Regions from separate parts of the Homo sapiens genome. Here region 1 is linked to region 2. The links are chromatin loops, found by intact Hi-C in ENCODE. Cell type or tissue: gastrocnemius medialis. All regions are shown on one strand.

Region 1 (8,000 bases), 1.7 Mb after region 2:
ACCTGCCTCGGCCTCCCAAAGTGCTGGGATCACAGGTGTGAGCCACCACGCCCGGCCAATGAGTTATGTTCTAAACGTTACTCACAATAAACACTAGACCTGCTTCTGCCAGATACCAAGCAGTCCCATCCCCTTGTCCCCAGGGTATGGTACCCTCCCCAAGTTCTAAACTTTACTTTATTTACCTTTCACCGACTTGGATTCTATTTGTTCATGCCTCTCCAATTTATAAATTTTGAATCCTTTTTTTTTTTCTCCAAGACGGAGTTTTGCCCTATCACCCAGGCTGGAGTGCAGTGGCGCAATCTCGGCTCACTGCAACCTCCGCCTCCCAGGTTCAAGCAATTCTCCTACCTCAGCCTCCCAGGTAGCCAGGATTACAGGCATGCGCCATTGCGCCCAGCTAATTTTGTATTTTTAGTAGAGACGGGGTTTCTCCATGCTGGTCAGGCTGGTCTCCAACTCCCGACCTCCGGTGATTCACCTGCCTCGGCCTGCCAAAGTGCTAGCTTTACAGGCATAAGCCACTGCGCCCGGTCCTAAATTTTTGAATTGTTGATTCTCTATAGCAGATCCTTAACATTCTGGAATTTGTTATACACCACTTAGAATCATAGAGAAAAGGCTAGGCGTGGTGGCTCATGCCTATCTGCTTTAGGAGGCCGAGACAGGAGGATCGCTTGAGCCCAGGAGTTTGGGGCTGCAGTAGGCTATGATCATGCCACTGCACTCCAGCCTGGGCGACAGAGTGAGAGAGAGGGAGGGAGAAAGGAAGGAAGGAAAGAGTCATAGGGTAAAACATAAAGCAAGGGCTCTCATTTTTTACTAAATAGACCAACACAGAATTCCTCATGTAGGTAAAGAAGGGTAGGGGGACAGTGGAAGTGGAATGTAGTAAGATATAAAATTTAGAATGAATAATTTACTCCTGGATTTGCCACTAAAGGATAGAACCTCTAGATCAGAGAAACAATATAAGCTTCCCTAAATAGCTCTTTAGCTTAAAAAACAAAAACAAAATTCAACTTACCATTCTGATTTATTTATTTATTTATTTATTTATTTATTTATTTATTTTTTGGAGACAGAGTCTTGCTCTGTTGCCCAGGCTGGAGTCCAGTGGGGCGATCTCAGCTCACTGCAACCTCTGCCTCCCAGGTTCAAGTGATTCTCCTGCCTCAGCCTCCCGAGTAGCTGGGACTACAGGTGCACACCACCATGCCCAGCTCATTTTTGTATTTTTTTAAAGTAGAGACAGGGTTTCACCATGATGGCGAGGCTGGTCTTGAACTCCTGACCTTGTGATCCGCCTACCTCAGCCTCCCAAAGTATTGAGATCACAGGCAGGAGCCACCACGCCCGTCCATCATTCCTCTTTAAAAGTAGACACCACACACACACACATACACAAATGCCCTACCCCCAAAAGGAATAACTCAATGTCATCTGTGTCAATTTAGCTACCTGTTTACAGAAACACCTAGTTCACCAACACTACTGGAGTGAAAACCAGTATGTTCATTTTTTAACTGTCTTTTTTTTAATATAACAGTGATTGGTTGGAAAATATTTCAGTAGTACATTCGGAAAATGTAAAACTGAAACATAATTAGCCTCAATTAATTTAAGAACACTTTAGTTAAACACACACAAATACTAATATCTGCAATTTACTTTGAAATGCATCAAAATACAAGATATGCTGATGAATGGAATGATAAATAAATGGCTAGGTATGTGATAAAACTGCTATCGTGTTCCTAGTAGAATCAAGATGGTGAGTATATGAGTAGTCATTGTGAAATTCAACTGTCCTGTACATTTGAGAATTTTCATTACAAAAAAAAGAAAAAAATCTAGAATAACCCCCCTGCCCAAAATAGAGAGCTCCTTGTATCACACACACACACACACACACACCCTCAAAAACTTACCTCCCAATTTAACTCTAGTGAAAAGAGGAAACTAAAAAACAAATAGTTTAGAAAGTAAAAACTCTGGGCCAGGAGCCGTGGCTCACGCCTGTAATCACAGCACTTTGGGAGTCTCAGGCAGGTAGATAGCTTGAGCTCAGGAACTTGAGACCGGCCTGGGCAACACGGTGAAACCCCATCTTTACCAAAAACACGAAAAAATTAACTGGGCCTGGTGGCATGTGCCCTGTATTCCCAATTACTTGGGGGACTGAGGCGGGAGGATGGCTTGAGCCCACGAGATCGAGGCTGCAGTGAATGGAGATCCCCCCACTGCACTCCAGCCTGGAGGACAAAGTGAAACCCTGTTTCACAAAAAGTAAAAAAAAAGAAAGTAAAAACTCCGAAGAGTTACACAATAAACTGACACAGCAGGCTATATATGACTAAATACATTCTAAAAAAAAAAATCAATTAACACACTTGTATGTAAAAATTTAAATCACAAATATGATAGGCATGTATTTAATAAAATTTCATGTAGTGAGATTATTTCATAAGGAAAAGGAAATAAGAAATTTGACTATATACATGTTAAAATCTTTGTTGGGTAAAAATAACAAATTTAAAAGGCAATGACAATCTGGGAAAAAATTTTACAGTATCTGTTACCCAAAAGTTGTTATAAGTGAGGGAAGCAGGGTGATACAACAGAAGTATGGTGATCCTAGAATCTGCTACAAGTGAATATAATGATGAACAAGTGAATATAATGTATGTGTGCAAAAGGCACACATACAAGCAACTCAGATCAGAAATACAATGGCCAATAAGCACATTTTAAAAAAATGTCAAGTGTTATTGATAAAAGAAATTTAAATAAGGTTTTTTTTTTTGGTTGTTGTTCATCAAAGTGGCAAAACTGTCCAGATTGGGTGGCTCATGCCTGTAACCCCACCACTTTGGGATGCTGAGACAGGAAAACTGCTAGAGCCCAGGAGTTTGAGACCAGCCTAGGGAACAAAATGAGACCTTGTCTCTATAAAAAAATAAAAAACCTTGGCCAGTGCGGTGGCTCACGCCTGTAATCCCAGCACTTTGGGAGGCCAAGGTGAGCGGATCACGAGGTCAGGAGTTCAAGACCAGCCTGACCAACATGGTGAAACCCCGTCTCTACTAAAAATACAAAAATTAGCCAGGTGTGGTGGTGTGTGCCTGTAATTCCAGCTACTCAGGAGGCTGAAGCAGAAGAATTGCTTGAACCCGCGAGGCAGAGGTTGCAGTGAGCCGAGATCTCGCCACTTCAATCCAGCCTGGGCGACAGAGCAAGACTCCATCTCAAGAAAACAAAACAAACAAACAAAAAACAAAAAACAAAAAACAAAACAAAAAAAACACAAAAAAGAAAAGAAAACAAAAAAACTTAGATGGGCATGGCAGCCCATGCCTACAGTCCCAGCTACCTGGGAGACTGAGCGGAGAGGATCCCTTGAGCCCAGGAGGTAAAGGCTGCAGCAAGCCATGAACACACCACTCCACTCTAGCCTGGGTAACAGAGCGGGACCTCGTCTCAAAAAAAAAAAGAAAAAAGAAAGCAAATTTTAAAAAAGATACGTAATATTCAGCACTGATGAAGGGGTGAAGAAACACACAGTTTCATATGCCAGTGGTAGAAGAATAAACTGATATAAACTGGAGGGGGTAATTTTATTAAAAAGTTAGAAAAGGTTTAATTAGTAGAATTCTGCATTTGTATCTGCATTGTATTTTAAGCATAATTTGTTGAAATCAAAGAAAAACATTGATTTGCACAGAAATTCAGAGTTAGAAATGTCCATTACAGTGTTGTTTACTTTTTTTTTTTTTTTTTTTTTTTGAGACAGAGTCTCGCTCTGCCACCCAGGCTGGAGTGCAGTGGAGCAATCTCAGCTCACTACAACATCTGCCTCCTGGATTAAAGCGATTCTCCTGCCTCAGCCTCCCGAGTAGCTGGGATTACAGGTGTGCACCACCACGCTCAGCTAATTTTTGTATTTTTAGTAGAGACAGGGTTTCCCCATGTTGGCCAGGCTGGTCTTGAACTCCTGACCTCAAGTGATCTGCTGGCTTCGGCCTCCCAAAGTGCTGGGATTACAGGCATGAGCCACTGGGCCCGGCCTGTTGTTTACAATTTTAAAAATACATTTAATTTTCATAAATTGTGTGTAAGTAGATTACATGTTTGAGAAGACAGATTCTATGCCACATTAAAAGTTAGAGCCAGAAAGTTTAACTTCATGATAAAATGTTACCAAATTAAACCAGAATAGACAAGAATACATAACAGGGTTACTGGCTAGTGGGATTATGATAGTACTTAATGGTAGAAAATCTTGTTTTCTAAATTTTCTGCCATGTATTAGGATTAGATTTGTAATATAAAAAATAAAATGGCCTTCAATTTGCAATGCATTATATGCATTTTTTATCCAAGGAGAAGTATTTAATGACCAGCCATAGCAAATCATATTATATAAGGTCTGCAAGATACCTATGTATTGTGAAGTTATAGTCCTATTGCCTCAAAAAGCTTACCACAAAAAGTCCTGTATTTGCGATGTTCCTTTTTCACCAAAATAAGTATTTTGCACTTTACCCCTATTATCATCAAGCAGACTCATTTCCCCCACCCTCCTGCTTCCTCAAATCAGTTTCTAGCTGGCTGCCTAGAGTTCAAAACCCCTAACCAGTCCCTAAGCTTTGAATTTGCACTTTTTCTATTCCATGTAACATGTGACAAACCATTACTCAGTTGAACACTTTCCAGAAAAAAGTCAGTTAAAAGAAGAAAGTCTTCCTGGCTGGCCTAGGGAAAAAAAAAGTAAGGAAGCCTTTTAACTTGCTTACTTTTCTACCTCAATTCTCTTTATTTAGACACTGTTTAGAATTAAAGGATGAGTTTAGGATTGGGAAAAAAAGCTATTATCTCAAAGCCTGGTTGTTCTTTTCTTTCTTTTTTGAGATGGAGTCTCACCCTGTTGCCCAGGCTGGAGTACAGTGACGTGATCTTGGCTCACTGCAATCTCCATCTCCTGGGCTCAAGCAATTCTCCTTCCTCAGCCTCCTGAGTAGCTGGGATTACAGGCCTGCGCCACCACGCCTGACTAATTTTTGTATTTTTAGTAGAGACGGGGTTTCACCATGTTGGCCAGGCTGGTCTCGAACTCCTGACCTCAGGTGATCCACCCGCTTCGGCCTCCCAAAGTGCTGGGACTACAGGCGTGAGCCACCGCGCCTGCCCTGGTTGTTCTTATCCTCTTTCTAGCCCTTTTCTCTACCCTCAAGAATATTATAAAATGATGTGCGAAACTGCCTATCGGGATAGAGTGCATAGGAAGTAAAAAACTATTCCTACAGACTCAAAATGAAAAATATTTTTATTTGCCAACATAGTTCTTCAAATCTAACACTATCAAGTTGGTACCACACTTGGGGCAATAAGGGAAGGAGACCCCTATCTGCAATTATACCTTTCATTTGGTTTTTACATCTACCTCGTTTGGCTACCACAATAAACCTCTGAGGTAGCTGGACTATCACTAGCTTCCTGATAAATTCTTCCTATGAAACAGCATCGCTTCTCCTGTTCAAACATCAGAGGCAGCAGCAGCTGCCATACTCATCCACGTAGGAAACAGCATTGGCCTCTTTATGAGTAAAACTTTGTTCAGGGCTTTAGATTTAGTAGTTGCCAGGGGAGAATAACTGTGAACATTCATGTTGATAAACCAGATTTAAAAAAGGAAATTGCTTTCTCAGAGACCATTCAGAAAGAAAGAGGATACTGCCTGATTTCTTATGAAGTATTTAGGTGATTAAAGGTGATACAGGGGACTGATCACTCCTTATCTCTAAAAATACTTCCTTTACTTGGCTTGTGGGACAACACACTCTTCAGTTTCCTCACACCCCACTGTCCACTTTTCAATCCTCCTCGATGGCGCCTTCTCTTTTGCTCAGCTTTCCATGTGGAAAGTACCAATTCTCAATTCTTGGATCTCTTCTCAGTCTAACTCCCTAGCCAAGAGATCCCTTTAAGTCTACTGGTGATGCTTAACATTTAACTATCCTCAGTCCAAACCTCTCCTCTGAATGCTTGACTTACATATCTAACTGCCTACCTGATGTGTCCACTTGGGCGTTTAACAGACACTTCAAACTTAACATATCCAAAACATTTGACTCTCTAAAGCCAGAAACTAGTAACTTTCACTATTGCCACTACTGTCGCTCTAGTCTAAGCCATTAATGTCTCTTAAACCAGATCATTCCAATCATTTCCTAGCTTATCTCATGGTTCCCAGTGTTTTAAAGAATTCCCAGAGCCATTCTTTAAAAATATAACCCAATTTTTTGGCTTTGCTCAAAATCCTCCAATGAATGCTCATAGCACTTAAAATCAATGAATAAAATCTCTATGCAACCTCATTTCCTCCTATAAGCACCTTTTCCTCACTCACCTTCAGCCACAGTGTTCTCCAAATTCACTTATCCCATTCCTGCCTCAGAACCACCGCACCTGAGTAGAATACTCTCCACTCAGATACCTACAAGATGCTTCCTTACCTAATGCAAGTTCTCTGCTAAATGTCACCTCAGAAAGAGGGATTCCCTAACCACTCTAAGATAGTTCTCAAGGTGTAGCATAGTGGATAAAGAGGCTATTTTTTTGTGTCATAGAGGGGACACAAAATATGTATTTATATTTGCTTGAGGTGAAGAAAAATTCATGGCCAGGCGTGGTGGTTCATGCCTGTAATACTAGAACTTTGGGAGGCTGAGGAAAGAGGATCACTTAAGCTCAGGAATTCAAGACCAGCCTTGGCAACATAGTGAGACCTCATCTCTACAAAAAATTAGCTGGGCATGGTGGCGCACACTTGTAGTCCCAGCTACTCAACAGGCTGAGGTGGGAGTATTGCTTAAGCCCAGCGGGTCAAGGCTGCAATGAGCTGGGATCCTGCCCCTGTACCCCATCCTGGGCGACAGAACAAGACTCTGTCTCAAAATAAATAAATAAATAAATAAATAAATAAATAAATAAAGTTCATTGAAGAATACATAAGAAATAATAAAAATAGCTACTTACTGGATTGGCAAAAGTGGTAACTCAGCAGATAAGATGTAGGGTGAAAAGGTTTTTCATATTATTTCTTTTCAAAATATTATTTGAAAACTACCTGAATGAACACTTGAAAACAAATGTAAAACAGCAGTCCTCTACCACTGTCTCTTTACCTTGATTAATTTTTCTTCATAGCATCTATCCTTACTTGACTTTACATCGTAAAAGAATTATCCATATCCTCCAGTATATTGTAAACTTCATCTAATTCCTTTACTGCTGGAGGATATAATGGTTTTCTCTTTAATTTAAAAAACAAAACAAGGCCAGGCGCCATGGCTCACACCTGTAATCCCAGCACTTTCAGAGGCCTAGGCAGTGGACCATGAGGTCAGGAGATCAAGATCATCCTGGCCAACATGGTGAAACCCTGTCTTTACTAAAATACAAAAAATTAGCCGGGCGTGCCTGTAGTCCCGGCTACTCGGGAGGCCGAGGCAGGGGAATAGCTTGAATCCAGGAGGCAGACGTTGTAGTAAGCCGAGACTGAGCCACTGCACTCCAGCCTGGCGAGAGAGCAAGACTCCGTCTCAAAAAAACAAAAACAAAAACAAACAAAAAGGCCCCAAAAACAAACAAACAAAAAAAACCCATCCGAATGGTTTTCATTATTTTTGTGTCACCTTTCCTCCCAGCATCTTTTATTTATGTAACATTCATTCTATTTATAAATGTGCATGGCTTTGTCCTTGGCTATATTAAGTATATGGCCAGGATGGAGACATAAGAGTTTGGCTTGTTGAATTTATAAATGTCAAAAAGCCAGGAAGGAAAGCTAATCCCTTGGATGACAGAATCATGATTCAAGAAGATCTCAAGTTTTAACTATAGCTACGTTCACGGAGATGAAATTTAATAGGAGGCAATGGTAAAATACTGGTTTAAAAACATCACCTGTGTGTTTATACACAATGGGAGAAATC
Region 2 (8,000 bases):
TCACTCTGTCGCCAGGCTGGAGTGCAGTGGTGCGATCTCAGCTCACTGCAACCTCCGCCTCCCGGGTTCAAGCAATTCTCCTGTCTCAGCCTCCAGAGTAATTGGGACTACAGGCGCGCGCCACCGTGCCCGGCTAATTTTTGTATTTTTAGTAGAGACAGAGTTTCACCATGTTGGCCAGGATGGTCTCGATCTCTTGACCTCGTGATCTGCCCACCTTGGCCTCCCAAAGTTCTGGGATTACAGGCATAAGCCACCGTGCCCGGCCTTAAATTTTAAAAAATCCAAAATATTCAAAGCGATGGCTCAAAATAATAGCATGCTAAAACTTCAAAAAGTTCTTTAACATTTTAGTGAAAGAGAACCTCTTATTACTCACGAAGCCATCTTTTCTAATAACTTTACATTTTAACTCTGAAAAATATTTATAAAGTAAAGTGACTCATGAATACAGCCTACTTCATCCAAAATAGCCAACATTTCCACAAATGCCACTTACTGGCATGCGTTCTGTCACACCTCCAATCTTAAAGTTCATCGTAGATCTCACGGTCTGGGCGCCATAATACTTATCATTTGGCACCTTTAGTTCACCAAAGGTATCATATTCTATCCGGAAGGAATTTTGGCTTGCCTAAAGACAAGAATACAACACTATTACAAGTTGAAAAGAAACCCAGGATCAAAAGTAATCGCATCTTATCAGCTGTTAAAGAGAAAGAAACCTGAATAAGTATCACAAAGACAAAAAAATACTATTTGGATTCTCATTCTCTTCCTCACTTTCAGGTCTTTCCTTGAGAGCTCTTTGTCACACAAACTTATTAATTCAGGCTTTAAAGACAGACTGTAGAACTAATATACTATGCTGGTGATAAACATAAAGACTTTGAAATACAAATAGTAATCTTTTCCATTTCAAGAGTATGCTTATTACTGGTCAAGATTTGGCCAATTCAATGTACTTAGTTTAATGCTTATTTTACTGGGAACTTTTGAAAACGGTCTAAGAATGATTATTTGAAATTTATAAACATTATTTATATATAAACATTATTCACATATATTACATATGTATATTCATTTATATAAGAAATGTATAAACATTATTTACATATATAAACACTATATATATGCCATCATGCTACCAAGTCAGTATCACAGTTGGTCTGCCTGTTAAATATTCTCATTCTCAATGCACTTTTTAATGCATTTTTAATAATCAATGATCACACTAATTATTCATGTGTGATTTATTTGCTTATTTAACTGCTTTGCTTATTTAATCTCCACTAAAGACAAGAATAAAACACTGCCTGTAAAACCCTATCCCCATAGGGACTGTCTTATTTACAGGGCCTGGTAAGTGGAAGGCACTCAATAAACAGTATCTTTCTATTGAATGAATTTGTATGTGTTCTTTTAAATAAAAGGTACCTTAGGGCATCAAGGGTTATGTGAAATTCTCAACATTAGCAACAGGAAGAACTTTTAACAAAACCAACAGAGATTTTGGACCTGAGAATGGTTAGAGGGCAAAAAGTACCAGAACTAGAAAAAACAAAAACTACCTCCATCTGATTTTAGCTAACATTACAATTCTAAGAGCAAAGTAGTGCTGCTATTTTTTGACATTTGCATCAACAGGATAGATTCAGAAGTTCTCCAGTCTGCTTCCCTTTACAAAACACTAAATAAACAATAAATAAATTTAAAAATATGTAAAGGTTTTAAAATGCCCTAAAATTATTCGAGCAGGGAGTTCGAGGAATACAAAACATCTCTGATTCTGTAGTATAGTTGTATATCGTAGGTATAGTGACCCAATCAAATTATCTTGAAGTTTAGAGTCCAGAAAAAGTACTGGCCCTTTGAAATACCCTAGATGGGGCACTTATTTAATGAGCACTCGCTACATGGTATTTTCACATGTGCAGTTTTGCTGAGTAGCTGTAAGTATTTCAACTTTGCATACGGATTTGAAATCACATCTCTTAGATTGCAAACCTCATGCTACACCAGTGCAGAACTGTAACTCTTCAACTATCATTTCTCAAACGTTTCCTAACAATATACATATGTATTTAAAGCTTTTTAAAAGCCTGCATTCCTAAAGATGACACTCTAAAGAGCAAAATGACTTACGTAAGCATGTCATAACCTGAACTTGGATCTTTAAGTTCTTAGCTGGCTTTCTGAATAAAAAGTACCGATTCAGCTCCTAGCCAATCTGCTCAAACATGCTTCAGAACACTATGCCCGCGGTATTCGGAATTGAAGAGTTTTACAACAATTACGGGGGAAACCATAGTCAGCCTAACAAACTGAGCATGCAATTTCAAAGGAAGTAAAATCTTCGAAGAACCTTCTACCCCACCTGGAGGGCCTGAAAGCAGTGCAGTGCCCCTTGGCGAAACAAACCACAGTTCAGAAACCACTAGATGCACAGGCGGCCAGTGTCCGGCCAGCAAGGCCCAGCTATGGGGCAGGACGGTGCGGGAGCTGCCCCTCTCCCAGCACCCTCCGCCCACGCCGGCACTGTCCTTGAGGGCAGCGCCCCGGGGCTGGGGGCCTGCGCGCCAGCAGCAGCGAAGTTACCTCAAAACGCCCCGGCCTCGGCCCGCCACGGACGGCTCCGAGGAGGCGCCGGGAGCGGGCCCAGTAGGACCCTCTCTGACAGCCCCCGTCCCTCCCCAAGCGCTCTCCCGGGCTGCGGCTCCATCCCTGCGCCGGAAGAGGCGTCCCGAGGCCGGGAGGCCCGCCACGCCGGCACGGGCGCTAAGCCCAGAGTCTGGCGCGGCCCGGACGCCCGGGGAATCTCTCCCGCCAAGTCGCGGGCGCCCAGGCCGGCAGGCAGGAGGGCTGAAGGTCACTGCGGGGAGGCCGGGGGATGGCGGCCTGCGCTCACCATTCGAGCCGCGTTCGGAGGCCAAAACGAGGGCACGGCCGCGCCACCCAAGCCGGGAGCCGAAGCTAAGGCTGCGGCTGGAGCCCGCACGAGGGGACGCGAGCGCGCGAGGAGCCGAAGTGCTCGGTACATGGTGCTGAGGGAGCTTGGGTAGAATTTCTGGGCGGCTGTGGCCACGCCTCCACGCCGGTTGTCAGAAACCGTTCCGCCCACCGGCCTCCGCTCTTATCCAATCAACAGCCTCACACCGACAGGTGGGGCAGGACCAATCGTGAATGACCAGTAAAGAATGAGGGGGCGGGTTAACTTTCTAGTAGTAGTGTGGGGTGTAAGGCCTTCGGATTCATGGGAAACTAGAAAGAAGGGAATTATGGGAAAGGAGGCTCAGGTTATTCTTGGAGCCGGTCTGATTTTTACGTGTGGCTGTTAGAAGGCGGGAGTATTAGTTGGTGAATCAGGTCGTGTTTGGTTGGTGAAATATCCTAGAAAGAAATATTTATTGTTTTATTTATCATGTAATCACTCATTACACGTTCTTACTACTGAAATCTTTCTTCATTTCTTCCAGATTGTATCTTCTGTGTAGAAATTTTGGGAAGTGCAGCAAAGTGTAGATAATGAAATAGTAATTATTCATAATCCCACAACTGAAAAATAAGCTACTTACTTATTTCTTTTAACTTATCATTTTGAGATCGCTACCGTTTCCTTTCTCTTCTTAGCCTATACCCTCAGAACTCTTTTTTTTTTTTTAATGTATTGTGGAAGACGTACACAATTATAGGGAACCTCGGAATTTTTATTATTTGTATATCGTTCTCCCAGTTTTTTGCATAGCTAATTTATACATTTTCAAATTAAAGGCATATTGTTTTAATATAATAGTTGATTACAGAAAAGCAGGAATTGATATAAAATTGCATCTGAACCACAGTTTTATCTTTTCTCTTTTCTATTGCTTGGAACCAGATGACAGTAAAGAGAGAGCGATCGGATGTTCTTAAAATCAAAAGTCCAGAACCTGCAAAGCCAAATTTATGAGTCAAACTTACAAACTTGCCAAACCTTTTGGTAACATTATGTTATTTTGTGACTTATAAATTTGACACATATTTAAAATATAAAAATTCAAATGAGATTGTAATAGTTGAACTACAATCAAAACACACTAGAAAACTGAATGCAAATTCTTTAAAACATTGCTAATAATGGAATGACGTTTTGTTTTTGTTCTCCTCCTTCCCAGCAGGTATCATTATTGTGTATATCATTATTTTGATGCATCCTTTCAGTTCTGTGTATTTTTTGCTTCATACACTAATATACAAACAATGGTTTTAATATTTTACTTTAAAGTTTTACTGTTGCATAATTGAACTCTATGCTTTTAAGATATAGCCATGATCTTTTAAAATTAATCATATTGGATCACATGAATATGAAATATTTTATTTATCCAGTTTCTTAATAAAGAACATTTTTCTTTGCTATTACACAAAATTATTTAATGAACATATGTTTATCATTTCTTCATAGATCATCTCTTTCTTCATTGTGTGGTGCCCCTCTTTATTGTTATTGTTGCTTGTCCTTTTAAACTTTTTTTAATATTGATATTTCTCTACCAATTTCATATTGGCTATTATTTGCCTGCTGTATATTTCTCATTTTATTTTATTTTTTGTTTCATTTTTGTTTCGAGCATGTCTCTTATTTCTACCATACAGTTTAACTTTTCAAAACCCAAATTAATAGCCTTTTTATAAATAGGTTATTTTAATCCCTTTTAAAAATTACCTATGACACATATTATGTTCTAGAATTTTTCAAAGCACTTTATATGTATTAATTCTTGGAACACTCAAAAACAACCCTATGAGATAGGTCCTATTATTATTCCTGTACATAGAAGAGAAAAATTGATGCCCAGGAACATCCACATATTTATTTGTGTGTTTTACTTCGATTTATTAGTGAAACTGATTTTCTATCTGCAGTAGTAATATGAAGTTCCATTTTTAATTATTCATTTTATTTGAAGTAAAATATTCAGTATAATATGAAGATGCTATATAAATGACTAAAATTTAGGAAATATTAACTTAGCTAATTTATTTTTATTAATTCGTAATAAAACGTACATAAAGCCTTTAATAAAGGCTAGATATCTTCATTTTAGAATGACTTATGTTATCTATTTGAAATAATGTTTTTACTTTGCTTAGAGTTTGGGTTTTTTTTTTTTAACTTTGGACTTGTCTGATAATAATATTGACCTGCTTTCTTCTTGTTGATGCTTGCCTGGTTTGTTCTTGTTTGTTTTACTTTGCTTTCTGTTTAAGGTAGGGGATGTGATTGGTGTCCTGCTGAGGGACAAGGGAAAAGTGCAATGGTTTTCTCTTGCCTGTGTTCTAAATCTCAACACCTGGCTGACAAAATTGATTGCGAGGTTCAAATTGTATCAATCAAAATGTTCTCCTTATTCAAACTAAAGACTTTTGCAAATTCTAATTTAGGATACCTCCCAGCCTGGGAGATTACCAGTGGGTTTCCTAGAGGAAGCTTAACAGAAAATTTGCAAGATACACCCATAAAAGTCTCCCAGAAAGTAGAGCAAATATTCAAAGAGAAGGAAAATAAAAGAAGTAAATAAAATTAGAGAAACAGTTCAGTATGTCCAACATGTGAATAATGTAGGGGAAACATTAGGAAAAAATGGAATAAACCTTAAAAAAATAAATTCAGAAAAATATATTGTAGAACTAGCAGATATGAACTAGCCAGAATGAGTTATGTCAACAAGAAATGTTAGAATACCAAGGGCAAAGAGAAGAGACTGGAATCTTTCAGAGAGAAAAATAAATAAGCAAAGGATTAGAAATCCTTAGACTTCACAACAACAATATCGGAAGCCAGACAGCAGTTGAATGATGTCTTCAAATTGTTAACGGAAAATTATTTCCAACTTTATATTCTATACCCAGAGAAATCAAGTGTGTGAAGAGAATTAAAATGTTTTCACATGATCAAGATGTCAAAAAATTTACTTCTTATCTACACTTTTCAAGAAAACGCCTCAAGTAAGTGCTCCACCGTAACTAGGAGTAAACAAAGGAAGAGGAAATTATGGACTTAGAAAATAGGGTCTTCGACACAAGAGACAGATGTGGCATATTGCCTGGAGGAGGCTATGACAGCTGTGCACTTACCTTAGAGAGCAACCATCTCAGATGGAAGCAGGTCACAGCCTCTGGAATAGATTTACTCAAAAAGATAAAATTGCTAATGCCTTGAATATACTGAGAAGGAATTTAGCTGATTGGGGGAGAGTTTGAGGGTTACATTTATAAGTCTTAGAAAAGTAACCAAAGGGAAAAAGCATGACAGTTATTAAACTGACAAATAAAGATAGTTGTATTTTGCAGAAAAGGGAAAATAATCATTATCAAATTTGAATGGCCATAGTTATAATAAATCAAACGTTGAATATTGATCTAACTGAAATGTTGATGTAACTATACTGAAAGGATGGGGAGATGGAAAGAATGTAGAAGTTTGGAGAGATTCAGACACGGTGAAAAAAAAAACATTAATCTTCGTCTTCAGTAGTGAGAAGTCATGATCTAATACCTAAAACCATAAACTGGACAGACAGAAATAAAAACCAAGAGGTAATCTTTAGAGATGTGGAAGTATATACCCAGGAACTGGAAGGGATGCCTCTGTGCAAGGATAAGTGGCGGAGAGGTAGCAAGGGTGATGACTGTTTAGGTTGGATGTCTTGCAGAACTTTTTTATTCCTAAGACTAAGTGCACGTACAGAAACTTTGCAAAACACTAAAATTACCAACTCAGAAAGTTAACCAACCTCTCTCTCCATTCTCCAGAAAAACTTCAATTCCTCAATGTGCTGGATTCCATTACCCCTCAGAGACACTACCCACTCTTTTTCTTACTTTGTCTGGTTATTTCTCTTAATTGACCCATAGAATAAGTTAATACTGTAACTTTGCTGTCTCAGCTCTCATGTTAAAAACAAACAAAAGCTGCTCTGACTTTGCATCCCACTTCAACTCCCTCCTCATTTCCAGGACATATTTGATCACCATCTTCACTTCACTTCTCATTCTTTCTTCATCCTATTACAATCTGCCTTCAGTACATGTCACTCCATTCATACTGCCCTTTCCAGGGTCACCAGTGACCTGCAAGGTGCAAATACAATGAACAATTAGTTTCCTATGTTTGCAGCAGCATTGACACAATTGACACCCCTTCTCCTTGGAAATACCTCTTTCTCGCTCTTTGAAATATCAAAGTCTCCGTATTTCCCTCTCCCAAACTTCCACTTTGTTTCACTACCTATTCCTTCACACTGTTCTTTGACAGATTTTCACTTATAAATAGGGAAGGGCCTCAGGGCTCACTCCTAAATAGTCTTTCCTCTTTAATTCATTTTTAAAAATATAGTGGGACCTCAGGTACAGAGTGTTGAGTAAATACACTGACCTTATGACATGTTATGGAGTATAAGATCCATTCTTATTTTATTTAAATATTTCATTTCTATTCCTATTTTCTATTCATATTTTTACTCTCTTTTTTGATTTCAATAGTTTTGGGGAAACAGGTGGCTTTTGACTACATGGATAAGTTTTTTAGTGGTGATTTCTGAGATTTTGTTGCACCCATCACCTAAGCAGTGTACACTGTACCCAATGTTTAAGTTTTTCATCCTTCACCCCCTCCCATCCTTCCCCCTGAGTCCCCAAAGTCCATTATATGGTTCTTATGACTTTGAGTCCTCATAGCTTAGCTTCACTTAGCTTCTTATTCTCCTATACCCTTTCTCCTTTCAAACCCCTAGAAAACTATTATAATGTGTTTATTTTGTATCCTTTTGTTTAGATGTATTCTTGTAAAATTTGTACAGTTGTTTTGTGCAGTTTAAATTTTTATGTAAATGTTATTGAATTATGCATGCTATTCCCTTTCTTAACTATCTTCTCAATCAGTTATCTTTCCATAGGTGAAATCTTCATTCCCATGATTTTCAGTACCATCTTTATGTTGATATACTGATGGTGCCAAA

Evidence for each region. A loop is a pair of places that touch in the nucleus more often than their neighbours do. Peaks named below come from ENCODE experiments on the same cell type or tissue, not always from the same donor. Only the 100,000 strongest peaks of a DNase experiment are listed, where the experiment ranks them.
Region 1: a loop joins it to region 2, with 5 times the contacts of the local background. A loop is called at or near these places in 8 of 110 quality-filtered maps.

The regions. Positions count from the first base shown.
Region 1 is chr1:243,242,461-243,250,460 of GRCh38, forward strand. All of the region lies in intron 1 of CEP170 (centrosomal protein 170), which reads right to left. Among named protein-coding and RNA genes, the nearest start is that of CEP170, 8.8 kb to the right of the region's middle. In gastrocnemius medialis, no CTCF peak of the experiment used is centred here; a DNase peak (open chromatin) is centred at 4,596; H3K4me3 peaks cover 733 bases; H3K27ac peaks cover 3,524 bases.
Region 2 is chr1:241,516,683-241,524,682 of GRCh38, forward strand. It overlaps FH (fumarate hydratase), which reads right to left and starts at 3,073. Exons shown (of 10, transcript NM_000143.4): 1 at 2,909-3,073; 2 at 500-634. The coding sequence starts at 3,040. RefSeq lists silencers at 2,508-2,777, 2,953-3,235, 3,058-3,187 and an enhancer at 2,851-3,447. In gastrocnemius medialis, no CTCF peak of the experiment used is centred here; a DNase peak (open chromatin) is centred at 3,139; H3K4me3 peaks cover 2,930 bases; H3K27ac peaks cover 1,553 bases.